4 separate regions of the Mus musculus genome follow, and all the other regions are linked to region 1. A link is a loop called in an ENCODE intact Hi-C map of the cell type or tissue named here. Cell type or tissue: heart. All regions are shown on one strand.

Region 1 (8,000 bases):
AACCAACCTATCCTATACAGTTTGAGTCCTGCCCACACTAAGAAACTTGTTCACATACTGTCCAGTCCTGTGTCAAAATTGTAGCTTCTGCAGTGATGACTCTAGTTACTATATATCACCTTCCAACCGGTGACTAAGCAGAGGCCAGCTGGGACTCAAAGCTCTATTGTTCTTCAAGATATCAGATGGATACACACTCTACATAGCTTATTAAGAGCTGGGTAGTAACATGGGTGTTAACATTCTCATTTGATGCATGGTCTTGCAAATCTCTGGGTCTTTGGGCCTGGGCAAACAAAAGAAATGATGTTAACACCAACTTTTGGTCCTACACTTTGAGTTGAGGTGTCCTAGGAAGGAGAAACAATATCTTCTAGGATGTAACTGTGAATGTAGGTTCAAAAAAAGACACTGTCATTACAGTAATGAGAAGGCAAAACTGCACATACCCTTTCAGCACAGTTCTAAATGAACAACAGTGGGCCTTTCAACATTATTTGCAAACATTATTCATGCTCTCCAGGGAGCGCTGACATGAAATACCCATTAGCAAAATCATTTGTCTGATTTCTAAAACAGAATTAAGTGGTCAACTTAACCAAAATTATTTAAACCATCTTGGTAACTTCTACAGGACAAAATAGTCAGCTAAAATATTGAAACAATTATGTTACATGAATTTCTGCTTACCCACAATAATAAAACCCTGAAACTCTGAATTTAATGTATCTCTATTTATGACCTTCAAATGACCTGCAATCTTAAAGACTAAAGTCTGGAAGACAATTTTAGGAAATGTGGCTCAGGAGACAGGAGCTTCTGCAACAATGAACTCCTGGGTTTTGATGTGAACACAGCCTAAGTATCAGACCTGTGCAAAAAACTGGTCTATTTGGTAAATAGAAGTCTGTAGGTTCAGAGTAAAAGGACTTGCCAAGATTGACCTGGAGGAATATTTTAAAGTAAAATTTATATACCTTCCAGGCAAACATTTAGAGTACTAATATTAGTTGTAACACACACACACACACACACACACACACACACACACACACACGAATGCACACTGAACTGAACACCTGTACTCTCCTAATTTGGCTAAGACTATATTTTACAGGCACCATTCCACATTTGGGAAACCTAGTGAGCTATTTCTGTCAGTTCTCTAGTTACAGATTTATAAAGTATCATTTTATTGTAATTTCAGCAATTTGCTAATGATCTGAATGAGTTAATGCACCCCCTAGAGTGTTTGGTGTATAAACACAGAGTGTTTACAGTCAGAATAACCCTGCTGTATACACATTCTGGATTAGTCAATTTGGCAGATGGAAGAGATCATGAAGAAAGCATTACAGATTGTAAACCCAAAAGATGCTGGCAATTTCTAGAAACTTGAAAATGATTTCAAATGAGGTACCTGTTCCATACTTAGCACTGAGAACAAAGGATCGGTCCAGAAAGCACAAAGGGAAAGAAAACACTGTCTAAAATTTGTTAACATAAATAGCTGTCTACATCTTTATGATAAATCACGTCACTTTCTAACTTTCAATTTGAAGAATACTCTCAAGGTTGCAAAGCAAGGACTTCCAATCCATCTCTTGGAACTGGATAAGCAAGCACCTTTTCCTACCTAAAAGATGATTAAAATGTATATTAATGTTGATTGAAGGATGAAACATTTATTTCGTTTGGTCCTTGAAAGAAGTCCAACTGGTTTTGTCTTCTCTTAAAAGACAATTCAATGCTTGTGTGTATATGGTGTGTGTGCAGAAGTCAGAGATGAAGCATGAGTCTGTCTACCTTGTTTTTTTGAGACAGAATTTCTCACTTTCCTGGAGTTCTCCAAATGGGCTAGACAGGGATAGCAGCAAGCCCCAGGGGTCCTCCTATTTCCTCCTCACCAGTGCTGAGATTGCAGACAACTTCCATTATAGAAGGCTTTTTAACATAGGATCAGGGGGCAACTCAAGGCCTCATGCTTGCACAGCTATCTGCCCAGTCCTTGTCCCATGCTTCAGGTTCCCTCAGATTCCAATGCCAGCAAGTTATAACTGACTACTGTTTTCCTAGAGGTTTGTTCAGGTGTGAATAATCCACACTAGGGCTAACTTACGAAACAAACAGAATGTGGCTATGAAGCCAACTGCTTTCTGCTCCTTTGGAGCCATAAATAGGGTGTTACAAAATTTCTTTTCCTACAAAAGACAATGCTTTCCTATTTAGAGAAGAATGAAGTTTCAGAATAAGCTGGCTTATCAAATAATTCTTTTTCTGAAATCACTGGGGGTTGGGGGTGGCAGTGGTCATAATCGATTATTCCCTGCTGCCATTTTTATTTATCTGGGATCAGCAGAGTTCATTTCCCACCCAGTCTTGTGTCTCTTGCTGTAGCTTTGCTTTTTTTTTTTTTTTTTTTTTTAATCTCCTGGCATTTTAATCAGGGAAAGTCACAGTTGTTTTGAGGAAAATGCTCCCAAGAGCTTTAATTAAAGCTGGAAGGATAAATCTGTTTACAGTGTGGGGAACACCATCATTAATAAAACATTGGAATAATTAACAAATTAAATTCTGCTTTGTGTGTGAATGGCTATAGTTAGTATCTATGAGACCATGTTTCTTGAACAAATGCAACATGATATGTACTTTTGTGGAAGAAAAGAAAAACACAGCTTGTGTTTCTCTGAGATTCTTAGTGCTATGGCTGGAGGTGCTTCAGTGACTAAATGACACATCACTGTTTTGTAAGGAAAGGACTTCATTTCCATAAGTCTAAGGTTAGACTTTAATGATGTATACAAAAATAAGGATTTTATTTGTACCACGGATACAGTGAAAAAGAAAGATTATGGTTAATAAGTACCTTAGAATACAGACCATAGAATGGAGTATTCTGGGGGAACAGTGTTATAGTGTGCTCAACTGTGTTCACTGACAAGAGTTTTTTTTTTGTGAAGTGGCCTTGAGCAGGGTGTGGCCATTGGAGAACCTTCCAGTCGGGACTTCCCTACATGTTCCGTCTTACCAGGCGGCTCCTTCTCTTGTTTTGAAGCTTCCTGCAGACAACAGATCTCACAGGAAGTGCCAGTGTGGACGTTCATATCCATGGCTAACGATGCATTGTTGTTTTTTTTTTTAAATGTTACTTGGTAATTTCCTAGAGAAAACAATGGGAACCGAAGGCTGTTCCTGTCTTTAAGGAAAGCCAGTTTCCAATGTTGCTTTATTAACTTAACACATGCAAGTATTTGTTCTAGTTGTTGCTACAGCAACGTGTTTTGTGGGGGCATATTTCATGCAAAATGGGATAAAGCTGAAAATCAAGACAAATGTCATCTGCATAATCATGTGCATAAAAATAGAAGTGTACGTGTGTACTGCTGTACGTGCTATGCTGCGTGATTAGCAGCGCCTGCCTCGGCCCTTCATCTGCTGAATTACACTGTACTTGTTGGTTAATTTATAAAACATCTATCTGATGAAAACAACCAGCCAAACACTTCCAAGAAGCTTCAGAAAAGCTGGAAGCACATGAAATTATTCATAATTAGGTGAGGGGTGGATGATAACTGCTCCTGCTGTGAACACAGACATAAGTGTGTAAATGAGCTGTGAGGGCCAAGGGAAAAGGAAGACCATTTTACCTCAATGTGAGGGAGAAGCTCAGCTTTCATGATGGTCACCTTTCATAGCCACTGAGGGGCAAAGTCTCTACACATAGCCAACAGGAGCATCTTCACTGAGAGAGGAGAGGAGGACAGAGTCTGGTGCTCATGAGAGTGACCGGGTATGTGAAACAGAATGAATGACAAAGTCACCACACTTGGTGACGTTAAGAAGCAGGTCACTCTGGAAGCTCTGCATGCTTTGCTCCCAAGTTCAGGGTCCCACCTTGACTACTTGCTGATTTTCCTCAGCCTCAGTGTCTCTGCTTTTAGAATGAAGGAGTTTCAGTTCTTTCCAGGATTATGGGATTGGATCAAATCTGTGCTGTGTTGGAATTGGGGATGAAGCTAATTGAAAGGGTGGAAGCCTTGAGTTTCCATCTCCAGCACCACATAAAGCCAGGTGTTTTGATCCATATCTGTAATTCCAGCACTCGGGATGGGGCAGCAAGCGGTTCAGAAATTCAAGGGCATTCTCAAGTATGTAGGGAGTTGAAGGGCATCTTGATCTATGTGAGAGTCTACCTCAAAAAGAATAGTGTCCAAAAGCTGTTAAGTGGCCAGGTCACTTCAGAGGCAAGCAACAATGGGAAGGAGATTATGACAGATGCCACTCTTATTAGTACATTCACTGAATATAGTATGTCCCTTTCCCTATGGAGAGGTAGGCTAAACGTGGCTGTGTGGCAAAGCTATAGCACTGAGACATGAACTGCTTTTACAGGAACTTCAACAGCTTCAGTAATTGTCCTTCCTCTTCTGCCTTTCAGATAACAGCCACCCCTTGTTCAGCCCGGTATGTAAAGGTCTGACCCCCTGCACTCAGGCAGTCCAGTGGTGGAAGAATATAAATAGAAACAATCCTGGGGAGTGTTATTTCCATGTTTCTCCTGGCTCCACTATCCCACAAGAGAAAGGTTTGGAGAGCATTCTTAAGATCCCATCCCATTGATAAGTGCTTTGGGAATGCCCATTTTGTCTCTGTATTTCTGCCAATGAAGAACTGTTTCACGCAGAAGAAGTGCGACTATGGCAGTTTCAGAACCCCTGCAGGACCACAGGGTCTCTGTTATTGAGTAATGTCTATGTTACCCAGAATAGAAGTGCATTACCATGCAGACATGCTTAGCACTGCAAAAATGCAAGCTTCCTTCAGAGCTGTGTCTGTCACTCAAAGGGAGCTGCTTTGGATTTGGAGACATGGAAAGACAAGCTACCGTGAGCAAATTAACTTCACCTCTGGCTTCATCTAGCACAGGCTTCAGCCATCCCGAGTGAGACCTCATCTTTTCCCACCCTCTCCACATGGCTCAGTGTTATCATTCAGAGGTTAGCATGAGTTCACTTTCCTGTAATGGGCTCTTTCACTTAAGTGTATGTTAAACTAATATTGATCTTTGCAAAGTAAAACAGAATACTATATTTGTGCTCAAATGACTGAAACTTCAACAGACATGAAGAGAGGATAAACCATCTCACTTTCTTCTTGCATGGAGACTCTTCTCCCTGGGAGTTAGTCACTTTTATATATCAGGCAATAAATGAAAGACAGGCTCTGCCTACTCTTCCACCAATTGATTGGCATATAAGCAAAATTTTCACATAAGACTCCATGAAACCAAGCACAGGGCCTTGGGTAGTGGTGTGATGGTTACTCATGATTGCCAGTGTGATAGGATTTAGAATCACAAAGGAAACAAAACTTTGGACATGTCTTTGAGGGATTTTATAGATTAGGTTGAGGTGAGAAGACACACCCTAAAAGTGGACCCCATGGTGTGAGGTCCTGAACTGCATAAAAAAGAGAAAGTGAGCTGAGTACCAGCATTTATATTTCTCTGTTTCCTGATACAATGTGACTAATTGCCTCTTGCTCAGCTGCCACATCTTCTCTTCCATGATGTACTTTTGCTCATGAAGCCATGAGCAAAAATAAACCCTTTCTCCCTTAAGCCACTTTTGTAGGATATTTTGTTGCAATGAGAAGACAAATAAACCATGCAGGTGGAGACATCCAGAAGTCAAGGTTGCACAAGGGTGAGTATTCAAAGTGGTACCAGGGATGGCTCCTGGGAAATGGTGAGAGTAGAAGACCTGGAGGATGAGGACCAATGGCTATGTGTGGCTGCAGTAATGAAGGATCTAGGAGCCTAGTAAAAGCAGTAGCTACAGAATCATTAATGAAGATGCACATATGTGGATTCTATACTTGTCCATAAATACAAGTTATCAGGTGCCCTCAATAAGCTATACAGAATCATGTGTATTCTGCATGTTCTACTCCAATCAAACAGACAAACAAACAAACAAAAACCCCTATACTTGTACACAAAGATCTCAAACACACACTATAGACAGAATTTCTGCATTTCATCAGTGGAATAGAAAGGTGTCAACCTAGGACATGAATGTGTAGTTGGTAGGGGAAGTAGGGTATCTATTCAAACTCTGGAAAGAGCAGTAAACAGGACTTGAGAAGAAAAGAATGTTTTCTGGGGGTCACCTGAGTCACCTCTGTATGTGAGTGTAATCATTTTGCATCGGCTGAATTCTGTTCAGGGCTCTTTCCCCTCCTCACATGTGGGTGTTTGACATAGCACCCATTTCTATTTGACAGCCTTTTCAGGTGCCTCATATGTCTCAACTGTGCCCAGCCTTGTGCCACCTACCTGGATCCACTCCTTGTAGGAGTCTTCTCCTGGAGTCCACCCATTTTCAGGGTAGTTCAGGCGGGAGCGCTCTACAGACCAGTTGGTACCATACTGTGAAGATGCAGTGATCTGATCAGAATGGATCTCTCCAGATTCCATGCCCAGAGCCTCCATACACTTAAAATCTGCAGACAAAATACGAAAGGCTAAAGACAAATGTTAAATTTAATGTGGGAAACTATAGATTTCACTCATGGCCTGGGGAGATGGTTAAGGAAGTATTAAGATCTGCATTTGATCCTCTTAGCACCCAAGTAAAAGGCAACTGGATCTGTGATCTCAGCACTGGGAGCTAGATCCCTGGGGCTTGCTAACTAGTCTAGCTAGCACATAAGCTCTAGTCTAGATTCACTGAGAGATTATGTCTCAAAACATAAAGTGGAAAGTGTTTGAGAAAGACACACAGCTTTATGTACACCCCAGGCTCTCTCTCTCTCTCTCTCTCTCTCTCTCTCTCTCTCACACACACACACACACACACACACACACACACACACACACACACACAGGGTGGGGGGAAAGAGAGAGAGCACTTGCAGAGTTCATTACTAAGTCTGACAAAATATGCAACGTGGGATTGCTAGAACATGGTATTTGTAATTATGTTTTCCTGAATGGGGATATTTCAAAACAAGATTATGAATGTCAGCACAGTTATTATTAACTTTCCCATGTGGGCTAAGGTTGACAAAAATGCTATTTGAAGTGGAGGGATGTGGTATGGTTGACAGAGTGCTTATGCAGCATGGTCTCCCCACATAGGTCTCATGCCAGCATTTTGTAGTCTGATGAGGTAGGGCACACCACCTGTAATCGCTGCACACTAGGGGTGGAGGCAGAAGGACCAGGAGTCTATGGGGGTGATCCTAGCTGAGATTCCTAGTAGCAGAGGATATGGAGACTGACATAGCTACTTCCTGTAGCCAGGTAGGACTTCCAGTAGAGGGAGGGGGACATCAACTCACCCACAGAACCTTCAACCCAAAATGTGTCGTGCCTACAAGATACATAGGGATAAAGATGGAGCAGAGGTTGAGGGAATGGCCAACCAATGACTGGCTCAACTTTCGACCCAACCCATGGGAGACAGCCAACCCCTGACTCTATAAATGATACTCTGCTATGCTTTCAAACAGGAACCTAGCAGAGCTGTCTCCTGAGAGGCTTCTATCCAGCAGCAGATGGAAACAGATGCAAAGAACCATGGTCAAACATCAGGCAGAGCTCTGGGAGTCTTGTGGAAGAGTTGGGGATATGATTGAGGAAGCCTGAGGGGTCAGGGATACCACAAGAGGACCTACAGAGTCAACAAACTTGGGACCATGGGGGCTCACAGAGCATGAACCACCAACCAAAGAGTATACAGGTGCTGGACCTAGGCACCCTACACATTTGAAGCAAATGTGCAGCTTAGTCTTCATGTGGGTACCCTAACAATTAGGCAGGGAGGCTATCTTTGACTGCCTGCCTTTGGCTTCCCTTCCACTAGCTGGACTGCCTGGTTGGACCTCAATGGGAGAGGATGCCCTTAGTCATGGTGTGACTTGGTGTCCAAGGGAGGACTAGTACCTAAGGGGGGAGCTTCTATTTCTATGAGGAGAAGGAGAGGAGGCTAATGGGG
Region 2 (8,000 bases), 130 kb before region 1:
TTATAATTTCCTTTAAAGCAAAAGGAGTTAGTCTGGGGTTGTAGCTCAGCAGAAAAGTTCCTGCATGGTATGTGCAAAGGCCTGGGTTCAATTTTTAGCACAGTAGCCAAAACCAAAGCAGAGGGGTTCTAGAACCTTACCTTCCCCCTTTGCGCATAGGGCAGACCTAAGTGTGACCCTGGGATCGTTATACTCAGAGGTGCCAGGACATCAGAGAATAGATTTCTAAGGCAACTAGGGCAAGGCTAGCATCATCTGCAAACTGAAAATTCCACAATGCAATGAATAACCACTTGCCTTCAATACTTATGGGGATTCTGGGGCACAGCCATTAATGCACATGGACATATCAGAATGCCATCAGATATCAATTTGCACCTGAAATAGTCCTCAGCTTCAGACAGGAAAGTTGAGTTGCTCACAGGATGGCTTTCAGATCTAAGCAGGTTGACCAGCAGGAAGAGATAGAGGCTGTCTGGGAGTATTTGGGAGTATTTGTTTCAGTATTTGGGAATCCAGGTGGGATAGTAAACTGATGCTTAACACAGTCCTCGGGATCTTTCAAAGACTATCCGTACCAGGCTGCTCAGAGTGAGACTCCGGAAGCAGTAGCTCTGGGTAAGATGAAGTCCATATGATAGCAGCATCCCTGTTCTGGTGGCAGACTCCCCATAGTAGTTTTCAGCCCCTGTAGGATTCATTCATGCCCCACTAAGGACACCCATTGCACTTCTGGAAACAGTTATGTTGAATAAAAGAAAAAAATCCTTCCTGAGAAATGTAGAATTTGCCTAAATTTTGGACCCTGTGCAAATGAAATGGCTCTGCAACTCAGAGGAAATGAAACCTTACATTCACTCCACAGATAAGAAGCAGCCACAGCCAAAAGGTTAAAACTTATTGTTAACTTGGCAGGATTAAGAATTGTCATGAGATAAACTTTGGGACATGCCTGTGAGGAAGTTCTAGCTTAAGTAAATTTAGTGGGAATATATACCCCATGGGCTGGGGTCCTAGACTGAAGGAAAAAGAGCTAAGGCTAGTATTCCTCTGTCTCTGCTTCCTGACTGTGGGTGTAGTGTGATGTAACTAGACTTCTTGGCTATTTTATTGTTTTTTTTTCCTTAACACCATTATCCCTTCCAACACCCCAATATTAGGTAGTTGATAAAGAGGGTTAGAGGGGAAGGAGGTTATAGATATCATTAGACTACTTCCTGCTGATTGGGGCAAATTTGATCTTCTTCATCAGGATATCCAATTTCTTCTTCGTGTCACTTTGCTCACAACCACTTGACAAACTGCAGCAGCAGGGGCTCTGGCATTTATATACCCTCTGAAGAGTCCTCAGAATTGCAAACACAAACTATCTTCAGATTGCAAAATCATACCCCTGCCAGAGCATGAAACAAATTATCTTAGCTGCACTGGACAATCTGAAGCATCCCCATAGCCCACATCTGGGATTCAAACAAAAAACATTCACATAACTTTTCTATGTTTTTAATGAAACCACAATCCTCAGTACAGTGTGACCAGCTGTTTCAGGATCCTGCTGCCATGCTTTAGCTCCATTATGGACTGTGCCCTTTTGAACTGTGAGACAAACTAAACTCCTCCCTCAAATTGTTTTTATCAGATATGTTGTCACAGCAATGTAAAAAAACTAAAAACAATGTACATTTTATTTGGCTCCTCCCAAACGCTCACAGGCTGTCTCCTATGAATAGCTGGAGCTCAGCCTGAATTTGTTCCTGGTTTGGCTAGTCAGTAGTAGTGAGACCTCCAAGTTCTCTGTTTTCCTGATTTGGGCTGAAGGTACTTGTTTCATAGCATGTTAGGAGGACTAAGTTCCAGCTATATTCATATCAGGATTCTTCCTGAAACAGTTAGTGAAGAGTGAGCAGGTCAGTCAATAGAGAATATCTTCACACAGGTACACATGTGTGTGCATATGTATGTGGAAGCCATAGGTCAATCTTGAGTGTCACTTCTTAAGAGTCATTGAGCTCAACAATTAAACAAGGATGCTGGCCAGTGAGTTCCATTGAAATCTAGCCCCAGCCCCATTGGGATTACAGGAACACCACCTTGTCTTTTTGTTACTATTGTTTCTTTTTAACGTGGATGCTGTGGATGGAAATCAGGTCCCTATGCTTGTGAAGCAAACACTCTATCAACTGAGCCAGCTCCCTAGACCATTGGGAAGTACTGTAAGCAGGAGGCTGAAGTTCTAGACTAACCCATTGGTATAAGATAAATTAGAATTGGAAACAAAGCACTCAGGAAGTGTGGATGTGGAATGCAGATGTAGATGCTTCTGTATGGATCAGGCGGGGTGTGTACACCGTGTGTGTGTGTGTGTGTGTGTGTGTGTGTGTGTGTGTGTGTGTGTGTGTGTGTGACATGACTTGTAATTCCCAAATTCCCAGAACAGCTCTGAGGAAGGAACAACTATGAATATAACTCACCCTAGGTGACCCTGACTCAAGAAATCCACAACCTTCTAGTTGGACAGGGTCAGAAGGTCATTTCTTTCAACGGGGGAGTCTCTGTTGTGGGAAAGTGCTAGGGCAGCATCTGGGCCTTGACACCCTTAATTCTTCTGGAAGGGAAGAAAGAACAATTGAATGACTTTAATGAGTCTCACAGCAACTTCTGCATCTGGGAATGCACAGAATGCCCAGGAGAGAGGGAGCTACAGGAAGACAGATGGAAAGTGACGGCTGATGGCTTTAATGGGCACGATCTGTCCTTTAAGTTTTGGGAATCTTTTTGCCAGTTGTTTCCCAGGGGTTTTCATTTAAGTTTGAGATTCAGATGTCCCCTTACCCACAGGGTAAAGGACACCATTAACACCAGATGTATATTCTGTATCACATGCCCTGCAAACATGTTCTCAGCTAGCTTTCACAGTGACCTTATAAATAAGGAAAAGACGTGAATGCTCATTTCATAGATGAAGAATCTGATGCTCAGAAAGTGCAAATGGCTACTCTTTATGGGAAGATAAATCAACAGAGGAATTCATTTGCTTTTTTTTTTTTTTTTTTTTTTTTGGTCCTCCTCCCAAGATGACCTTGTCAAGTACAGAAGTCCTATGCTCTCTCCTACAGCATGCATGAAGTCACCTGTTTTGTGAAACTGTTTTCATGGTATTCCACTCTGTACATTTCTAGGCCAGAGACTTATGAGAAACCTGTGGGTTTTCTTTGAAGCACCCTGACTGAATGCTAGGAGCAGTCTTACTTGAGCTCAGAATTTGACAGAATCCCCAAAGTTGCTGACAGAGAACACTGAGATCCACCCCTGCCTTAGCTTTTTTTTTTAATTTCTCTTCAAGAACTGTGTAGACCTGGCTGTGTAAACTCTGGGCTGGCTATTGCACAATGGCTTTGTCCAAACCTTCCAACTGCCTTGCAGAGACTTCTTTTTAAAAAAGAAAAAAAGAAAAAAGAAAAGAAAACCACCAGATACAGTTGGCACTTTTTATGAAAAAACAAACAAAAAGTAGCAATTTCTTCAGGATACATATACTCTCAGAAAAGATAAGAAAAACATTATTGTTCTGACAGGGAAGGAAATGTCTAAGGGAGTGGGTGGAGAGCCACTTACCGCTCCCTTTCCTCTAACCACAGGGGTGTGAAGACCTTCAATGAACCAGGTCTGTGAAAGCCATCCAGCATTCACCCCGTGACTTTCATTCCAGCAGATGGGAATCTACTTAATAATCTCCAAACCTGCCAAGAGTAGAGGTCGCCTCAGCCTCCAGAGCATCTCATTCCAGTGTTTAATAGTCTCTCTGTCAGGAATGGCTCCTGGTGCCCAGTGCAGGGCCCCAGAGGGGCTGCAGTTGTGCTTGCTTCCCCTTGACATGTCCTCAGGAGGGTTAACTCCATTTCCTCAGCTCCTTGAATGTCAAAGACCCCTCCTTTTTTCAAATCAAAACAGACATGTTCTTTCTTGAGCTCATCATTTCGAGACTGAGCCTATGGTGGTCTTGGCTACCAGCTGCAGTGTTATCCTCCCTGCTCTCCCCTGTGCGGGCAGGGCTCAGATAGCCTGGGCTGCCTGGGCTGCAGCTTTTAGACTCCCAGCTCAGACCCAGAAGTAGCTCAGTCAACTCAGCCATGGGACACTTTTGAACTTGTTCCACAAAATAATCCTAGGAAATATTTCTTAGTTTCATGCATTTCTGGGAAATTCAATAAAAGCAGAGTCTGGAACATCTATTTTCTACTCCATGTTATGGTTTGATTTCTAAAGGTAAAAGATGGTAATGTGGGCTGGGAGTTAGCTCAGTGGCAGAATGCCTGAAGACTTACCATGAGCAATGGAGCTTTGTTCCTATCATCACCTATATACAAGCTGGATGTGGTGATGCCTGTGTAAGTAATCCCAGCACTGGGGAGATGGTAGCAGGAGGATCAATGAAGTTTATTGGTCACACATAATTGGTGCTACCAATTAGCCTAATTGGTAAGTCTTATAGATCTCAGTGAGAATCCCTGTCTCAAAAAAACAATGTAGATGGCTCCTGAGAAAAGATGGCTCTTGAGGAATGGCACCTGAAGTTGACCTCCTTGTGCACCCTACTCCCACTGCTCCTGCACACACAAAACAGTTGTGTCACAATTTGCATAAAATTAAAAATTACTACTGGCACCATGCCTTATGGAGGTAATGTTAACAAAACAGCTGTAATTAGTTACCATGAAATATTAACGTTTCATAAACAGCAGGTCCCATACCTGGAGTGATGAATAATTGGATAGGAGGAAAGAAAGTGGATAGCCTATTTCAGTAGAACATCCCTTGCTCCTTCTCTTCTCTTCTCTTCTCTTCTCTTCTCTTCTCTTCTCTTCTCTTCTCTTCTCTTCTCTTCTCTTCTCTCTTCTCTTCTATTTTCTCTTCTTCTCTTCTCTTCTCTTCTCTTCTCTTCTCTTCTCTTTTCTCTTCTCTTCTCTTTTCTCTTCTCTTCTATTTTCTCTTCTCTTCTCTTCTCTTCTCTTCTCTTCTCTTCTCTTCTCTTCTCTTCTCTTCTCTTCTCTTCTCTTCCTCCCTCCCTCCCTCCCTCCCTCCCTCCCTCCCTCCCTCCCTCCCTCCCTTAATCTCCCCATCTCTCTCTGTGGTGTGTGTGTATGTGTGTGCATGTGTTGTGAATGTGAATGCATACTTGTATATGGAGTTCAGAAGTTGGCACTGGGTATCTTCCTCAGCCGTTCTCTACCCTCATTTTTGAGGCAAGGTCTCAATTGGACCTGGAGTTCATCAATTTGGCTAGCCAGAATGGCTTGTCATTGAGGTCCAGGAGTCCCCCTATCATCCTGCCCTCTCTGGCTACCAGGGTTGGGGTTACAAATGTGTAGGACTGTGATTGCTTTTGCTTGGGTTCTGGGGATAAAACACAGGTCTTTATGCTTTGATTGCAGGTACTTTATCAACTTAGCCATTCTTTCCAGCCCTTTTTTATTGTCTTTTCTAATTCATGATTATCATCTCACCTCAGTAATTGTCTGACATGTGCTTAGCTATTCTGGCCATGGCTGGGTCCTTTACACCGTTTCCTGAACACATTGGGTGTTCTGAGCTCTGCTGGCTGTTCAGGTTCTGCATGACAGAAATTGTCAGCGTTTACTCCTCCCCCGAGAAATATAAATTACTATGGTGCTGTGTAGAGCCTACACTGAGCATCTTGTCAGTGATGACTGTGGGACTGGATACCCCTACTTTAGGAAGAAATCAGTGAGAGCATTGTAGATTTTTCAAGCATATTAAATAAAGGAAATTCCAGCTTGCCATGTGAAATCCTTCTGCAGAGAGAAGGAAGGGGCCCCACACTGCTGACTTACCCTGATAAGCAGCTTGAAAATTCAGAAGGAAAAGAAATGAAGAAGGATCATGACATAAAGACCCAGTGTGGTCAGCAGCTCTCAGATGGCAGTTTCCCCGTTCCTTAGACACTTGACTCCAAGGCACAACAGGCTGTTAGGGGCACCTGTTGTTTTAAAAAGTAAATATTAGCTTTCAGAACAGCGCATCCTGGAATAGAAAACTCAGTTTTTATTCTAATTAGTTTCTATACATGAGGTTGGAGGTTGCATGCAGTGTGAGGCTTATCATTGCAATGCACAAATGCATGAAAATGAAAGAGATTGAAGAGCTCGGGCTGTGGCTGTTGCTTACCTGGATGAGTGCTCCCCTGGCATTCTTAAAGCCCCACAGCCAGCATAACTCAGCAACACAGTCCAGGCTTCTGATCCCTGTCTGGGAATCCATGGTTTCATTTTGTTTGCAGTCTAGGGATGGAATCTAGGACCTTATTTGCAAACACTGGGTGAAGGCTCTACCACTCAGCTGTATCTTGAAGCTTTAATCTTTAATCTTATATTAAAAACATTCAGAGGCAGGAAGATAGATTGGTTGGTAAAATACCTGAGTTTGACCCCTGAAATGATATTTAAAAACAAAACAACAGCAACAAACTAAGTGTGGTGGAGTCAGAAAAATCCCGGTAGTCACTGCTAGTGAGCTTAGCCTGCTTGGAGATTCCAGGTCTCAGTGAGAGAACCTGTCTCAAAGAACAAGGTAGAAGACTCCTGAAAAAGACAACTGAGGCTGACCATCACACATGCATACACCCTTGCATGTACCTCTTATAGATTGTATGTTGAAGTACTGTGTATGTTTTTTCTGAAAAATCCATTTTTATGGACTATTTAAAGGAAGGTTTCATTGACCCATATAAGAATTGTAATATACTTCTAATTTAACCATCTCCCCCCACATGCCAACAAAGATATTCCATTCTCATGCTGTGGGCTGCAGACTGTAGCCAGTAGTTTCATGTGTAAAGCAGTTATGGCTCTGCTTAGGAATGAAGCATATTCTATCAGCAAGCCTGGGTGGTCACAGATGGTAGGCAGCAGAGCCCTGGCTTACTAAGACCATTGTGTTGCCCCCTTTCAAAAATTCATTCTTTTCTAATGATTATGGAGGAAAAATATGAGTCAGGTACTGTGTGGCAATATGCTCACCAGAAGCTCTGTAATACTGCCTTGCCCAATCTTCATAGCCACAGACCCAGCCATCTGTGTCAATGAGTTCTCTCTCTGTCTCTAATAACTAATAGAATGACCAACACAATTCTTCTTATGTCCAAGACTATCTAGCCAAAGTACCAGTTTGGAAGTCTTAGGCTGTGTAATAACTTGTTGTGCTACATCGCAGTCTGGTGGCTGGCTTTCATAGACCTTAGGTATCTGTCTGCCAGGGGATTGCTTAATGTGCTGTATGGTGCATTGTGTTCTGTCCTTGTGTTCTAACAAAATGCCACATCCTCCCCACCCAGATCATCTATAAGTGCACACACTATAGATGTATATCTATAAGATGGTTGCATGGGGGTCAGTCTCCCCTTTGTCAGGACTCTTTTCAGAAGTGACAATCAAATCCCTCAACTTTTATCTAAGATGCTGTTATTCCATATTAATCTTTCTTCCCCCTTCCCTCTCTCCCTTCTTTCTCCCTCCTTCCTTCACTCCCTGCCGTCTCCTCCTCTTCCTTTTTCTCTCTTTCTCTCCCTTCCTCTTCTCTCTCTTTCTCCCCCCTTCCCCTCCCATTTTCCTTGTGCCACTCATCTTCCATTCTAGGGTCTTACTTCCCAGTAACCTTTTGTGACCATGTATGAAGTGGACACTTCCTAGACACAAGGCCTGGAGAAGTAAGGCCTTCCCTTTTTCACTCACAGCAGACAGCTTTTTAAAGGTTCTTCCTAGAAACATTATGGGGAACATGGCTTATTAATGCTCAGTGGAGGCTTGGAACAGACACTTTTCATAACTTATGAAGTTGAGTTTGTTGAAATGATTCAGACACTTAGTTCAGCATGGGGAGCCAAGAGAGTTTAAAGGTATACATGGGAAAGGACTTTTTCCTGTGGTCATCATTGTGTGTTTTAGTTACAAAGAAAATATTCTTTATAGCTTTGTTGAACGAGT
Region 3 (8,000 bases), 51 kb before region 1:
ACAAAGATGAGATCTTTGTCCAGTCCCCAGGCAGATCAAGCCTGAAATTAGTAGTCCACGAGATGGCAGTATTGAGTTGGATAGAGCCACATCATGGGTGTCTGTCCAACTGAAGTGGAGTCTTGAAAAGACTTGCATACAATAAAGGAAAGCATGCTATTATGGGCTGCCTTAGGGTCAGACAGAGACCACGTCTTTTTTTTTTTTTTTTTTTTTTAGCATTTCTTTAACTTGCCCAAGTGTTTGATATGAAGTTCTTCAAGTCCTTTCAGTTGCTCTTCAAGGGCTTTCCAGTGCCCCTCCCCCCACTGAACAATGGTGTGAGGGGTTTTAATAGAAAGATTTATTAAATTGATAAGAATGATTTACTATGCATGTTTTGGTTTCCAAGGATTTTTTTTTCAAGTGCTACTGTCAGATTTTGGAAGGAACTCGCTCTATGAATAATCACAAGGAAGTAGGATATAAGTCCTTATAATCAGGAGGTAATGTGACCTCTCAAAGGGTGGGAAGAGTTGGTTCCAAAAGAGAAGTTGGTCACATGATGTGAGCATTTGTACAGAGTCAGCTAGTGCAAAAGGACAGCTTGAGTGTCAAAGGAGAGGGAGTTTTCATGTGTAAGATATTGAAGCATGAAGTGGAACTTCATGAGGCTCAAAAATCTCTCCTGAAGTTACTGCCCTTGGGCAGCAAAACTGACTTTCACAGATGGCATAGTCAACATCCTTGTCCCGGAATGTACTGTTGTGTAACCTCATGGTAGGAAATGTTGATGTGAAAGTGTGAGGTTTTTGACTTTTATTTTTTTCTCTTCAGTCTGCTTTGTACGATATGCAAAAGGGCAGAAAAGCTTCATAAGTGGTTCCATCTACTTTGCTTACACATAAAATTTGCTCTCTGGCCCAGAAAACCACACTGTGCATTATGTTGGCTAACATTCTGATGACATTGTAAAGCATATGAACTTAGCATTTTAGAAATGGCCAAAAAATTAAAAAAAAAACAAATCAATGCATTTCAGTGGGGCTGGGATCTGGATTGTAGAATTCAGTGCTGACAATTCACCTTGGATATGAAGGTGACCAATCATCCAAAGTATCAACAGACATTTGTAGAGGGAAAAACAAACAAATAAAACCAAAAACAAACAAAAAACAAAAAGCCAAAAAGCTGCATAAGGATCAGGAAAGAAGAAGAAAAAGACAGAGAAAGAAGAGAAGAAAGTTGAGTAGAGGAAAGATATGAAGATGCAGGGACCCTGATGGCTAAGCTTTTAAATTATTACTCAGGCCCTGGAGTTGTGCACAGTTCTCATTAAATTCAATAGTAATAATTGGACTAAATCCCTTCTTAAAAATAGCAGGAAACAATATTCTGAACTTAAAACAAATTTATGGCCTCTGTGAGCAAATGCCAGCTGTGCTGCTGAAAGGATCTTGCCTGCAGTTGGGTCATTAAGCACAGGATGTGAGCAAGGATTTAATTTTCAAGTCGAGGTTCCTATCTAGTATGATCACTGCTTGGTTATCAGCTGGTCCTAAAGTCCAAGCAAGAGGGATATGGAAGCCCACACAATCATAAGTCACCAACATACTGTGAGCTGCTGTGAGGATGTGGAAAGACCCTCAGAGGGTCAAAGTCCTTTGTAAAGAGAACTGCATTAAACAGAGGGGTCTGTCCAAGCATGAATACCCTTTTATGCCTCTAATGACAGCAACCTAGGCAGTATATGGATATTGTATTCCTGCTGAGTTTCTTGTATTGATCAGAATCCTCAAGATAAATTTCTCTCCTCTATGTGTGTGTGTGTGTATGCACATGTTCATGTATGTGTGTATATCTATGTGTAAGTCAGAGGTCAATTTCAAATGTTATTCTTCAGGCACCATCCATCTTGTGTTTTGTGATTGGCTCTCACTGGGGCCTGGAACTTGCCATGTAGGCCAAGCCTGCTAGTCAGTGAGCCATGGCGATCTGCCTGTCTCTATCTCTGAGCATGCTCCATATACTCTGCTTTTGTGTGGATTCTGATGATGGAACTCAGGAATTCATGCTTGCACAGCAGGGGTAAGTGCTTGCATACACTTACTGAGATACCCACTCAGTTCTTAAAACAGAATCTTAAGATTTTGCTTAGTTTGTAACTGCTCAGGTAAACAGAATTTTGATGAAGACATAGGGTCTGTCTGAGGCCATCTGTGAAGTGTGAGAGGCCTGTAATGCATCAAGTTTTAGGTGTGGTCAGCCTCACCTTGAGCTAGACCTCTGTCTGGAAGCACATTCCATCTCTGTGAGGCCCATGCAGTGACCTAACCAGAAGGTTGCAGTGAACAGATAGCTTTTAAAGGTCAACAGTTCATGACCCTCCAGTGAGGAGCTGAAGACCAGATTTATAACTCAGACAATGGAATAAACAGGAAACCATATAGACATTGTCTATCTCTATGATCAGCCAGGCTGTTAGAACCAGTCTTTGTCTAGATGGTGGTAGTAACAAATCTTATGGATTCATGCGCTGTACACCTGCCCTCTGACTTTGGTGAATGCTAAGATTGGGCTGACAGCCCCTTGTTTATAAGACCTTCACAAGCATGACCAAGAGGTCCTGTTGAAAGCAAATGTGTTATCAAAACCTCTCCTGGTGTGGTCACCATGACTCTCACTTTCATGCTTTTTGAAGATAGCCATGCTCGTTTAATAGAGGAGATGAGAGACTAACGAAGCAGTAGAGAGACTACTTCAGGGTGCTTCTAATCACTTCTGGCAAGAAAAGAAACTAGATGAGCAACTAAAATGTACATGGCGTCATCACAACTTCATATACTCCCTTCATCCTCTTCTGATAGAGGGCCAAAGACAGTATATTGAGAGTCATAGTCCTACAGCTTCACCCCCACAGAGAAGCCCCATTTGCAGACCAGGGCCGTCCTCCTGGTAACAGACAGGGAAGAGTAAAATATCTGCAGACAGACACTGTGACTAAAGTCAAATTACAACAGGTATGAGCAGGAACACAGCATTTGGGGGATTTCCTTTGCCTAACGTCTGAGGGGTTTGGGATGCGGGAGCAAGCGTTTTGTCAGCTGAACTCCTGAAAACTGGGGGAAAGTTCCAAAGAAGTTTGTCTTACAGTTTAATTAGGTCAATGGTAACAGTGGCCTTTAAGGAAGCATGCTAATTAGGGAAGTCCTTTCTAGTCCTCTGTGAGGCAGTCAGTGTGGAGGAAACACCGATACACACCACACGGTCCATTAATAAATGACTGCAGAGGCCAAGGCTGAGTGAACTTCAATAAAGGAAATGGAAGAATCTGGGAAGCTGACCCTCTCACCTTCCTCTAATGATTAACTCTAAAGTATTTAAAAAAAAAAAAAAAACCTCTGGTTGCTTATACAACTGCTTCCCTTCATGTGAGTCTGTGGGGAAGAATGTCACAGAATACTAACAGAAAACAAAAGAGGGCAGCCTTTGATAACCCGCACGCACGGTTGGGCGGACAGAGTCCTTGGGTTTTCCTCTGAGCTAAAGGATAAGGGGGATGCTCCCAGGGTGTTTCTCAGCCCGGGCACAGTGTAAACCTTGGTTTCCTGAGCCAGTCTTGTGGTAAGTGCTGTTGTAAAACTGCCAACTCTGTGGCAGGCACAACAGACAAACTTTGCGCTTCTTGATTTTGCAGAATGGTGATGAAAATAAATAGTTAGGCTGTGGCTTGTGAGATTTCTTTCCTTCTTCTAGTTTGCAAACACAGGCCACATCAGAGCTGTGCTGTAATTAAACAAAGTATGTCTCTCAATTCCCTGGGGGGAGGGGGGTAGCTGGGACATGTCATTCAGCAATGACTGATGAGGAAGGGAACCCTGTTCATTGGGGCTTACTGGGTACCAAAAGCATGTGGCTTTTACAGCTTTGCTGTTCTCCTAGGCCTTTAGAGCAACTGAAGCCAGGAAGCTCAGTGATGCTATTTTGGTAAGTGGGATTGGAAGGGGTACATGGAATATAGACACATTAGATTTTGATACCTGATTGGATGGTGCTGTCTATAATGGTTGGCTTCTCTGTGGCCAGGACAGTGGTGCCTCCTGAAAAATAAGAGCAGCGGCATACCAAAATAAGAAAACAGAGGCAGTGTGCAACAATGTTTCAAGCTCACATCTCTAGACATTTCTCACAGAAAACTCTTACTTTAGTTCCTTCCAGGACCAATCACATTTGACTGAATCTTAGTCTATCTAATTCAAACAACATTACCATAAGATTGTTTTAATTTTATGCATGCTATGTTTTGTGTATGTTTACATGTGTGTGAAGATTTGCATTAAGTGTGCAGGAGCATGTGCATGTGGATGTTAGAAGATAATCTGCGGTGTCATGTCAGAAATATCACTTGGCTCCTTTGAAACAGGGTTACACAAGTAGGCTAGATTGGCTGGCTAGTGAGTCCCAGGGACCCATTATCTACCTACAAGCTTGTACTATACTCAGCTTTGTGTGTGTGTGTGTGTGTGTGTGTGTGTGTGTGTGTGTGTGTGTGTATTCTAGGGGCTGACTTCAGGTCCTTAGGCTTGACAGGAAGCCCCTTATCAACTGATCCATAGTCCCAACTCTAACAGCTTTACTTAAAAAAAAAAAAAACCTTACACATTTGCTTTACAATTTTTTAAATGAACAAATAAAGATTTTCTCTATGTTGTACAATATCACACATACACACTAATGTGCTAATTAGCAAATGCATTACCTGCACCTCTCTTCTTTACTGGTTATGGTAGTGAAAACTCTCATAGTGATTTTCAAGTATGCCTTATATCCTAGCATGTTTTATCATAAAGCATCCAGAAGGCATGAGGAGTTGGGGACTTTATGCTAGGGCTAAATGCAGCATTCTGTTTCAACAGTGAAATGCCAGGGCTCTACCCTTCTCACTGACTTAAGTATTAAACTTGACCTATACCTTGAAGCATCCAATAGTTTCTAGAGTTTGAAAAGTGTGCCTTCAGGGAAGTCATGAGGTCAGTCCCCATGAGGTATTTTTAAAACTGAAGGTTTAAAATGGATGGCCATGGTTCTTCCTGCTTCATTCTTTCCTATGGCATAGCTGTTTATTTTTTTCCAAGAACAAATATTCTGCTCAGAATGTTTTGGAGAAGTGGTGGAAGGTATCTGAAGGCAAAGGGGATAAACACTTTGTCCCAATCCCAAGGGACTTGAGGATTGAACGGTAATTATGTGAATTCTTTCAGCTTTGATTCAGCCTGGGACTTCCTTGGGAATCTCTGTCAGGGGATGGGTTGTAGTCTTTTACAGACTTTAACTTTCTTCTGCGTGGTTGTTCTGCCTTCCCCACTCACCATCAGTCTAGGCTGTTCTAAGTAGTGTTCTCTCACTCTGTGTGTGTGTGGTTCTTGCATATGAGGATACATTCATATCTATACACGTGTGTCAGTGTGTCCATGAATGTGTGTGATACAATATACAGAAGCAACAGGTTAATCTCAGATGTCAATATTATCTTGAGTCATTTCCTTAGAGATGGGGTCTGTATCTAAGACCTGGAGTTTGCTGGTTAGGCTAGGCTGGCTAGCCATCAAGCCCGAGGGACCCTCCTATCTCTGCACCCCCAGTGTTGGGATTATAAACACATGGCACTATAACTCATTCTTGGGAAGCAAGGGCTCTACTAAGTCCTGCCAGGTCCCTAAACAGTGTTCTCAAACTTGCCACAAGAATAACCTTGATTAGTCATTTTAATTTCCTACTTATCCCCTCGGGGACCTCAGTGGGAACAGAATCTCTGGGAGAAAAGGCCTTGAAATAAATTATTTTCCAGAGCTTCTCAGATGAGTCTTTGACTCACTGGGTGTGGGAAACAATGCTGTGCTGCTTTTTATTTAGGGGCTTAAGGGAACCATTCTTCTCTAGTGTATCTGCACAGATTCTGGTGCAGGTAATGGGTCTTCTGTGTTACTGTGCATAGATAGATAGATAGATAGATAGATAGATAGATAGATAGATAGATAGATAGATAGATAGATAGATAGATATGGTGTGGAAACCAGGGGTCAGCATCTTTTGCAGTGTCTTTTTCAATTGATCTCCACATTACCTTAAATTATGTATATTTTAAATGAACTGGTGTCTCTCTCTCTCTCTCCTCCCATCTCTCTCTCTCTCTCTCTCTCTCTCTCTCTCTCTCTCTTTCTGTGTGTGTGTGTGTGTGTGTGTGTGTGTGTGTGTGTGTAAGCCAGAGGGCATTGGATCCCATAGAACTGGAGTTATGGGCAGCTGACATGGATGCTGGGACCCAAACTCAAATTTTATACAAACTCTTAACCATTGAGTCCTTTCCAGACCTCTCTATTTTATTTCTGAGATAGAGCCTCTTAATAATCCTAGAGTTTACTGATTTGGCTAAACTAACTGGCCAACTGCTACAGGAGATCCTGTCTCTGCCTCTCTTGAATTGGGATTATAGGTGCACACTGGTACATCTGACTTTTTACATGTATCCAAGCTCAGCTTCTCATGATTGTGTAGTAAGTGCATTGTCTGTTAAGCCATCTTCCTCACCCCAATGAATTGATCTTCATTCCAGAGTATAAACCCTGTCCTACTTAGGGTAGAGGCATGGAGAGACTGCAGGGTGTTCTGCCTCACTTCATGCAGATCTGTGATGATCTCTGCACAGGCCTGTCCTTTCTTACAGCTCCACAGACCAGAATTCACATTAAATGTGTTGTGATGCATTACAGAGCTGCAATATTTTGCTCTTGGAACAGCTTGAGGTTTCTGAGCTGACTCTTTGAACTACCATGTCCCACTCCCAGAGTGCAAATACTAAAGGAGGGTCATATGCACATGGCCTCAGTAAAGTAGGCAGGCACTGGAAAGGAGGGATTATGCACACTGAGAGTTCAGGAGTTTCTGATGGCAGGATTGGATGGAGGCCAGAAAACATTAGCATACAGTCCCCAGTAGTCTGAGAGGAGAGAGATTCAAGGTGAACAGTCACTTTCATATCTGATACGCATGATCAGTTTTTGCTACAGGCTGTAAGCTGAATTCCACTGTTGGGTCCTTGTGGCTCAAGGTGAAATTTCACCTCCCACTCACTGCCTTTCAAAAGGGTTTGCAGTTGAGCAACTTCAGGGGTTAAGCAACTTAACTTTGGCCAGAAAACATAGAGATACAAGGTCTCCAGTTCCTAGCAAGGGGCATAGTTCAGTTGAATGTCAGAATTATTTGTGAGTAATAGCATTGTCTGGAGTATTTGTTCCCCACTATATCCAGACATGTCATCCCAGGAGAATTTGAACAGACTCTGAATGTCCTGATTGGATAAGTACTTGCTCAAGAGAGAATCAATTTTTTTCCCCACATGCCCTACTCTTGGGGTTCAAGTGAGAAAACTCCTACTGGCTTTTATTACATTGGATACCCAAAGTCTGGCCAAAGTTGGTAGGTCTGGCCATAAGGTCTGTCACATTTAGCCAAAAGGGTAATGTGAGTCTATGCTGACTAGACCAGTGGTTCTTACCCCTGTTAATGCTGCAACATTTTAATATAGTTCCTCATGTTATGGTGACCCCAACCATAAAATTATTTCCATTGCTACTTCATAACTGTTATGAGTCAGAATGTAAATACTTTTGGAGTAGAGTTTTGTCAAAGGGGTGGGGACTCACAGGGTGGGAACCATTGCTCTAGGGGTTTAGAAGTGCTTAGGATAGGTGAGCTCAGGATGTGTGTGTGTGTGTGTGTGTGTGTGTGTGTGTGTTTTACATATAGAGAGTTAATTAAGTCAGGTGTAAGTTCAGGAGGCATGGGTTTTGTTTGTCGAAAGTTGTCTGCGGCAGGTAGGCTCACAGAGTGAGTGTTTAACAGATGAAAGGTTGGGTTAACTGAATTCTTCAAAAATGATTTTATGTGATCACAGTTTCCTAGAAAACTCTCCCTCTCCCTCTCCCTCTCCCTCTCCCTCTCCCTCTCCCTCTCCCTCTCCC
Region 4 (8,000 bases), 65 kb after region 1:
ACAGTGACATGAAAGAGAGTAGAAGATGGACTATTTGGGAAGAAGAAGGGGATCAGAGGGAACGGAAGGTGGGCAAGAAAGGGTAACACACACACACACACACACACACACACACACACACACACGAGAGAGAGATCTTAAAAGAAAGGGCGCAATGTGAACCAGGATGAGGTGAATGCCTTCCTCTCCACCTTAGGAAATACTCCACGGCTCACTTAGATTCTGCTCCTGTTATTTCTCTACCCAGGACACAGGGGTTCCATTTGCTGGTTCGTGTGAGAGAGAGTGCATTTAGGCCTTTTTTGCTGGGGCCACAAACAAGGCCACCTTCTCTAGCAGAGATGCTCACATTCAGCACATACAGCTGCCAGATGGAGCAGGGACCCTCAATTATTTGTGTTAAATTTATGCAAAGGTGGGTTGGATGTGAGCCCAGACGTGATCCAACAATACACAAGGATGACTGAAAGGCACGGGCAGGCAAGGGGGCAAAAGAGAACTCTGACGTTTCTAAACAGAGTAAGAATGGGGAAAGTGCTTTGGGGAGTGCTGAGGTAGGAGGAAGGAGTAGAATGTGATTGTGACAGAAAAAGGTTGAGAGAGATTGAAGATGCATGACTCTGAGACATTTCAACTGGCAAGACTTGGGGAACAAGCAGAGATCATAGAATGGCCCAGAGATTCAAATTTGGGGAAACAGGGATGAAGGGACAACAAAAACAGAAAATGGCTTGGGCAGTATAAGTGTGATTCTTTCTTTATGGAAGTGAAGTCTTCTAGGCAGGCATCATCCAGAAAATGGGGCAAATGTAGATTCCAACAAACTAGAAAGATCTGGAGTTAACTAGGCCAGGTGGCTGAGATCAAAGAGGTCCTTCAAAGAGGATCCAGAGCAGCTGGAGAAGCCCCAGCCAAGCTGGTGCTACAACACAGAAAAGTGGACGCTGTGAGATAGATGAGAGGAAGAGATGATGTTATGGATGTTGAACAAAGAAATCAGGCCCATCAAATGAGAAGATGGCTCAGTCAGTACAGCGCTTGCCTCGAAAGCATGAAGACCTGAGTTGGATCGCACCATTCATGTGAGAAGTTGGACATAATTCTAGTGCCCGGGAAGTGGAAGGAGGTGGGTCCCTGGGCTCCCTGGCCAACCAACCCAGCCTAGTCAGTTTGCTCCATGTTCAATAAGGGACCCTGCCTCCAAAGTCAAAATGATGACCCTGGAAGAATGACCTTGGAGGTTGACTTTTAACTACACATACCATGGCACACACATTTGAACAACTCTTTCACAGACACACATAAAATAAATTAGGACCATGTAATGACCAATAGTCTGGAAAGTTATGGAGGGTAGCATTTGAGTCAGGAGAGACCAGAATGAAGCCCTGACTTGCAGCTGGCACACACACAGTTCCAGGCACTGAGAGGAAAGCATAGCTTTGGAGAGACTGAGGCAGGAGTTCTTGGAGCAGGACAGAATACATATTTAAAGGGTGACAGCACCCAAGATAGAATTCTTCTTTTCAATGATGAGAAAATCCTACAGAATCCCTTTGACTCAGGGGTTCCCACAAAAAAAGGAAAGCCAATCCCTTCAGCTGGGCTCCTGGCCACACCTGTGTCATTTCAAAAGAAATGAAATGAAGTCCTTCCCAGGCATTTCAGATATAATTCATGTCCTCAACAGCTGGTCATAATGATGATCTGGGAACAAGGACTGGAAATGGTCACCCCATCTATTATCATTCCAGGGCCTCCCAGAGAACATGTTCTTCCAAGATTCTCCCTTCACCGCTGAGGAATCTGATGAAGCTAGAAATGGAGGAAGGAGATGGCAATGTAAAGGACATAAGTGAGTTTTAACAGAAGGGATGAATATGTGAGTTGCCTGTTTTAAATATTAATTTTCAAAGTAGCCCTTCCCTGTGAATGTATGGTATAAAAATCCATGAGACCACTATTGGTCACAATGGTTGAAATGGCTTGTCTGTCCTACAAAATGGCTCCTGCCTTGGGATTAAAGCACTGGCTGGCTCACACTCTGAATGGGCTGGGCATATTTCCAAGCCCTCAGGAATACACAGGACAAGAAACACACAAGTTTTTATTATCAAGTGTGTGATACTGAGATACCATCTTCCAGGAGGCATGCTAGCAAACTCCACCTATCTGATGTTTAGAGACTGATCAGAGCCCAATCACTTTTTCAAGACCACAGAGAAAAGTTCTTGGGGCTGTCTCACTGCAGGTATGCACGACTTTGGAAATATTTGTGTCTCCTCCCAAGGATACGGATGTTATTGTTTACAGTCTGAACTTATTTTAAGGAACAAAACCTGCGGATGCACTTCCTGCCCGAGTCATACCTAGGCTTTATTTAACATTTGTCTTGTATCCATCAGCATTGTGTTCCTGAGATATCGGAGGAAGGAAGACTGCACACTTCCAGAAGAAAAGAGGCCTCAGTGAGGTTCACTGAACTTGCACGCATGAGAAAAGGCATGAAAGTTAGAAGTCAGAAGGGGACTATCTGGGAAGATAATGTACGGAACAAAGACCCATTATTGTCTATAACCAATATATGATAATCAAATGATTGGAGGACTGGCAAGATTGCTCAGCAGCTAAAGTTGCTTGCTGGAAAACTTGACGACCTGAATTTAATCCTTAGAACCCACACAAGGGTAAGAGAAAACTGACACTCACAGGCTGTCTTCTGGCCTTCACACTCATATCATGACAGGCATGTGTCCACGTGCACATGCACGTAAATACATGCAACACAAAATTTAAAGATGAAGGAAGCTGTGCCTATGACCTTATACAGTAAGTAACCCGGTCCATTGTTTCATCTCCCCATATACACCAGCTGATACTGTCAAAGCGGCATTGCTAACTTGGCTATAATCACACCATTCACATATAATTGGGACCCAGCCCATATGAACTGTCTCCTGTCTCGCAGATGGGAATGAATGGCTGAGGAGCAATTATAACCCTTGGCCTCAATTCTCACCAGAGCCTTTCCTCCCAGGGAACTGCCAACACGGTCCCCTGGCAATCAGGAATCCCCAGCTCTCAGTAATGAACCTGCACATACATCAGACATGAGGCGAGAAAGCAAAGGAGGGAAACAGAAAATATGCCTTGAGACTGAACCAACATACACAGTGTATTGCTCAGCACAGCCTAGAAACATAGACAAAGACCTTGAAATTAGGAGAAAGCCACCCGAGGGAATACTAACACTAACCAAATAGTAGAAAGGGACACCTCAATAAAGGAGTGTCAGACCAGGAGGGCAAAGCAATAGTGAGGCAGAGAGAGTGCCCAGACTGTTCGGTTAGTTGGAATTTGTCATTTTTGTGGTCTACCATGTTTTCCAAAGTATGATCGATCATCTCTAGAAACTAAAAATTTTACTCACTCTAACTATCATTCTATCTTTTTCTATAACCATATTTAGGAAATTAATGTCTACTTTCTCAACTCATCTAAGAACAAACATCGCCATCCCTTATTGAGACGATGTGAGCACACTCCATATAGTGGGGCTCTGTATGGCCATCTTATCTTTGTATCAAGTATGTTCCTTGCTCCATTTAAAATGAGAAACTTTATATTTTTGAACGTTTTAGGTTGATTTTTTTCCCTAAATTCTGGTTTGCATCATGTGTCTGTGGTAGCTAGACCCTTAAAGCACCTGCTCTGTTCACAATATCTGTTTATGAGAGAGTCAGAGGAGATCTTGCAATGTTGCATAAGAATCATAGCTTTGACCATCTCTGCCTGGTCTTCAGAAACTTAAGATCTTGTAGAATGAGACATTAGGAGGGAACTGGAAGCTCTCCCATGACAGGCTCGCCTGTCACCAAAGCCATAGGAAACACCTCTGTCCTGATTTGGCTGCTTGTTCAAAGTATCTATTCCAGATAACGACAAAATACTTTTCGGGGTCTGTTTTTTCTCAGAAAACTCCTCTGTCATAGAAAGCAAATGCCTTGGCAACCATTCTCCCCTAACCTCTTCCAGGGCCACAGTGGAAAATAAAAGTATAAAACATGGTGAATGGGGAACTATGAGGAACTTTTATGACATCTGCCTGAGATTAAGTAATTGTATAGTGTTTACAAGGAAATGTGGCCATTTTACTTGGGGTCTGGGACTAAATATGCAGCTGGTACCTGGAACATCCATTTAACTACCAACAGTATAAACTCATGCCATGCCTGGCCTGGCTACCAGATTTGGGCAAACCTTAGAGTAACATGTGCTTTGTGTTCAGAAACCACCAACCAAAGGCACCAGAATTTAGACACCCCTACCATGACTTTCATTCCTAGCTGACAGCAACTTTGGGCAGAGTAGGAAATCACCAATCAGCCCTCTGCAGGATTCACAAATGCTTTAATTATTCGAAAAGCTCCATCTTTGAATTACTGGGTTTATATTTAAGCATTTGCAGGAGATGGTTCAGGGAAGAAAATGGCTGGCAACAGTTCAGAAGTCTTTCGCACAAAGGGCATGGCCCAAATGTACCTCCTGCTAAAACAGCAACAGTCAGGTTCTTGGTATAACAGGTGAGTACTTGGGCATTTAATTTGCACTTCTCTGACTTCATATCGCTGGTGTTTAAAACACGTGAGACAAAGAAGTGAGATCACATGCCCAAGCATACATACTCAGGGCGAAGCTGACAAGTCAGAAGCTGCCAAGTTGCTCTTTACAAGCAGTCTATGGTGATGTAAAGGAGAGAGCTAGGGAGTTGGCTCAGAGGGGAAAGTGCATACAATACAAGCTTGATGACCCGAATTTGGATCCTCAACCTCCACGTGAAAAAGTCTGATATGGCTGAATGGAATGGGCAGAAACAAGTGGATCCCACATGCACATGAATACACATATGAATTTAAAGGAGAGGAGGATAAAAGCCACTCTGAGCTAATGAAATTCAGTAAATACATACTGAGTTTGGATGGAAAGAAGCATGTTATAAGGCCAATATTTCTTTAGTGGACATGAATGTTTTTAAGCAGTTGAGTTGACAGGAGCCAAGAGATGATTGGTGATTTGTTTGCCTCCGTTTGTTTGAAGAATGTAGTCACTGTGAGCAGACACACTGCTTCCTGGTCTCTCTGTGAATTGTCTGCATCATTTCAGCCAGATGACAGCATTAACTGACCTAGATCCTAGACACAGGCCATCTGAACACAGACTAGCTGGATGCCCATTCCTGTGAGGAGCTAGAACAGCTAAGTCACTGCCTGTCACGTTCAGGACTCCTGACAAACACCCAATTAAAAGGCATTTGGAACCTGATCCGAACACTAACCCTCCCCACCGCCCCCACCAATTATCAGTGTTGATGAACAGGCATGTGCAATTAGTAAAGTTTATCATTTACTCTCCTTGGGCACATGTCCTATGTGTGCTGTTGCTGAGGCATGTCAACATATGTGTATCTACCAAAAGTTACGATGGGAAGGACAGAACTGAAAACACACATGAAGCTGAAGGCACATGTCTGCCCTGGTCCTTTCTCAGGCTCCTGTATTCCCAAAATAATTCTAGTTGGGAGCACCACAGACTTGTTGATTCAGTGTGACACAATTTCAAGTAGACTACTCCTTTAGCTTCTGATGGAATTTGGATTTGGATGTGTGTGTACACATGTGCACATATATACAAAGGCCAGAGCTTTAACTTCGAGTCTTTCCAATTGTTCTCTACATTCATTCATTCATTCATTCATTCATTCAACTGATTGTGTGTGTGTTTTGGGTGGCTATACAGGTGTGTGCCCATGAATCCAAACAGAAGCCAGAAGAGGTTATCTGATATCTTTATCTGTCTCTCTCTACCTTTTCCTCTGAGACATGCCTCCATTTTTTTTTTTTTTTTTTTTTTTTTTTTTTTTTTTTGGCTAAATTGACTGGACAGTGGGCTCCAAGAATCTGCCTCGCCACTGCAAGGATTACAAGGGTATGCATCCATGGTTGGTGTTTTTACCTAGAATCTAGCAACTGGATTTGGGCCATCAAGCTTGTGAGGGAGCACTTCATCCACTGAGCCATCTTTCTACCCCTGGCTGTTTCTTTTAGATCACACAAATATCTAGCCAAACCTACCTTGACACATTCAAAACATCACTATCAAGTGTGAGAACTTATACTAAAGGAAATGAAGAAAACCCTTTTATTAAACACCCTGTTTAAATTAAATCAGTGCTAATAGGGGAAAGACTCAAAAGAAAGTAGAAGGTTACTTGCCTGAGTGGTACTAGAGGTGCTGCAGGTACTGGCCAACATTGCCCAAGATGCCTCACTCTTACTTTCTCAAGAGCCGTTCACTTTAACAGAACTTGACAGTGCCCCCTTCATATTGCCCATAAAGCACTGAACAGTCACACAAGATAAAAACCAGAAGTTATAAGATGATCCATTAAAACAAGGGAAGAGGAACTGGGGAGACCACTCAGCTGGTATAGTGCTTACTGTGCAAACAGAAGAACAGAGTTTAATACCCACCAGTCATGTGAAAAACTGAGCCCACAAACCCAGTGCGGGGAAGATGAGATAGGAGGGTCCCTGGAATTCACTGGACAGCTACTCTTGTCAAACTGGTGAGTTACAGGTTCAACTTGAAAGAGAGCCTACCTCTAAACCATAAGGTGGAGAGTTGCTGAGGAAGTCACCCAACAATCATGGTTTGTTTTGTTTTGTTTTCAGCATGGACATACCTCTCCCAGCCTCAAGACAAACACGGGAAGAATTTTCTGAATTCCCTTTGCATAGAAAGTAGATCCAGATGGGAGACTTTGTGTTTGTTATAAGGTACCTGTTAACATATTAAGTAAAGATAAGATATTTCTACATTAGCCACTGGGAAAAATAAGCTGAGTTTTCAGCAGGACAGGACTCCTTATCAGAAGGGAAAGAGTGTGTCTTTGTGTAAGTGTGAATGTCAATGTCTCTGCAAGGCCATGTCTGCGTGTGTGCATGATGCCTGTGTGTATGTGTGCCCATGTCTGAGTGCTGCATGTCTATGTGTGTATGCACGTCTGTGTCTGTGTCAATAATTGTGTGCATGCCCGTATCTATTCCAGTGCAAGTCTCTGTGTGGGCATGACTATGTGTGTGTGCCCATGTCTGTGTGTATGTATCTGTGTAAAATAAAAGCTATTGTTTTAGTCTGAGTGATGCTAAAAAGTTAAAGACTAGATGGAAGGGCTTGTCTTGGATATACTCTCCCTTTCACAAACACACACACACATACCAACATAAATACAACATATACATACAAACTCATATCCAGAAACAATTCCTCAGGAAATATAGCTTTTAATATAACAGTAAAAAGTCAAACTTGATGCAAAAATTCATGCTGGGCAACAGGAATGAAATTAGGAAATATTAATCAGGGAAACAAAAATGGGACAGCCAATAAATGACTTTGTAAAATTATGTCATTTAAATATGTAAAATTACATAACTAAAAAATTATGAAATTTAATTTGCAGGGATAATCAGATTTTAAAAACAAGGGGCAAATTAAGTTTTAATAAATGAGCTTGTATTCTTCAAAAGTAAATTGGATCAGTAGTGTCTCCTAGCTTATAAACAGGAAAATTTAAAAATAGCAATAAGGAAACACAATGTGACTTAGTTTATCAATCCTTCCTCCCCCAGATTTGACTATGATCTCTAGTTAATCATTGTGATTTCTATGGAGTTATAGGAATGAAAGGTTTCTTTAGCTGCATAGAATTCAGAAACATGCCCATCATTGGTGATGGTGAGAAGATGCAGTAGAAGTTGAGAGAGAGAAAAGAATCCTCATGATTTAAGAAACCAAAGTGGAACAGGGCCTCATCCATAAAGACTCCATTGCGCCTCTTTCTCCAGCTCCACCTTTGTAGGTTTTTTTCCTTCTGCAGCCTTACATTCATTTTCTTAATGTTTTTAACCCAATGTCTGTGAAATTTTTATTGCTCCCCA

What was found. Peaks named below come from ENCODE experiments on the same cell type or tissue, not always from the same donor. Only the 100,000 strongest peaks of a DNase experiment are listed, where the experiment ranks them.
Region 2: it touches region 1 in a loop (28-fold over the local background); 4 of 42 quality-filtered maps call a loop at or near these places.
Region 3: it touches region 1 in a loop (3-fold over the local background); 5 of 42 quality-filtered maps call a loop at or near these places.
Region 4: a loop joins it to region 1, with 2.9 times the contacts of the local background. A loop is called at or near these places in 5 of 42 quality-filtered maps.

Annotation. Positions count from the first base shown.
Region 1 is chr8:128,432,713-128,440,712 of GRCm38, reverse strand. It overlaps Nrp1 (neuropilin 1), which reads right to left. Exons shown (of 17, transcript NM_008737.2): 6 at 6,338-6,504. Among named protein-coding and RNA genes, the nearest start is that of Gm32643, 56 kb to the left of the region's middle. In heart, no CTCF peak of the experiment used is centred here; DNase peaks (open chromatin) are centred at 3,052 and 4,762.
Region 2 is chr8:128,558,539-128,566,538 of GRCm38, reverse strand. No RefSeq gene overlaps it. Among named protein-coding and RNA genes, the nearest start is that of Gm32643, 70 kb to the right of the region's middle. In heart, no CTCF peak of the experiment used is centred here; DNase peaks (open chromatin) are centred at 2,578 and 3,698.
Region 3 is chr8:128,483,976-128,491,975 of GRCm38, reverse strand. It overlaps Nrp1 (neuropilin 1), which reads right to left. Exons shown (of 17, transcript NM_008737.2): 12 at 4,020-4,079. Gm32643 (a long non-coding RNA gene) reads left to right here. Exons shown (of 7, transcript XR_003947627.1): 1 at 1-3,603. Among named protein-coding and RNA genes, the nearest start is that of Gm32643, 5.0 kb to the left of the region's middle. In heart, CTCF peaks have their summits at 62 (motif pointing right) and 3,432 (motif pointing right); DNase peaks (open chromatin) are centred at 75, 575, 3,615 and 5,715.
Region 4 is chr8:128,367,916-128,375,915 of GRCm38, reverse strand. All of the region lies in intron 2 of Nrp1 (neuropilin 1), which reads right to left. Among named protein-coding and RNA genes, the nearest start is that of Mir1903, 13 kb to the right of the region's middle. In heart, no CTCF peak of the experiment used is centred here; DNase peaks (open chromatin) are centred at 2,255, 3,895 and 5,175; H3K27ac peaks cover 1,595 bases.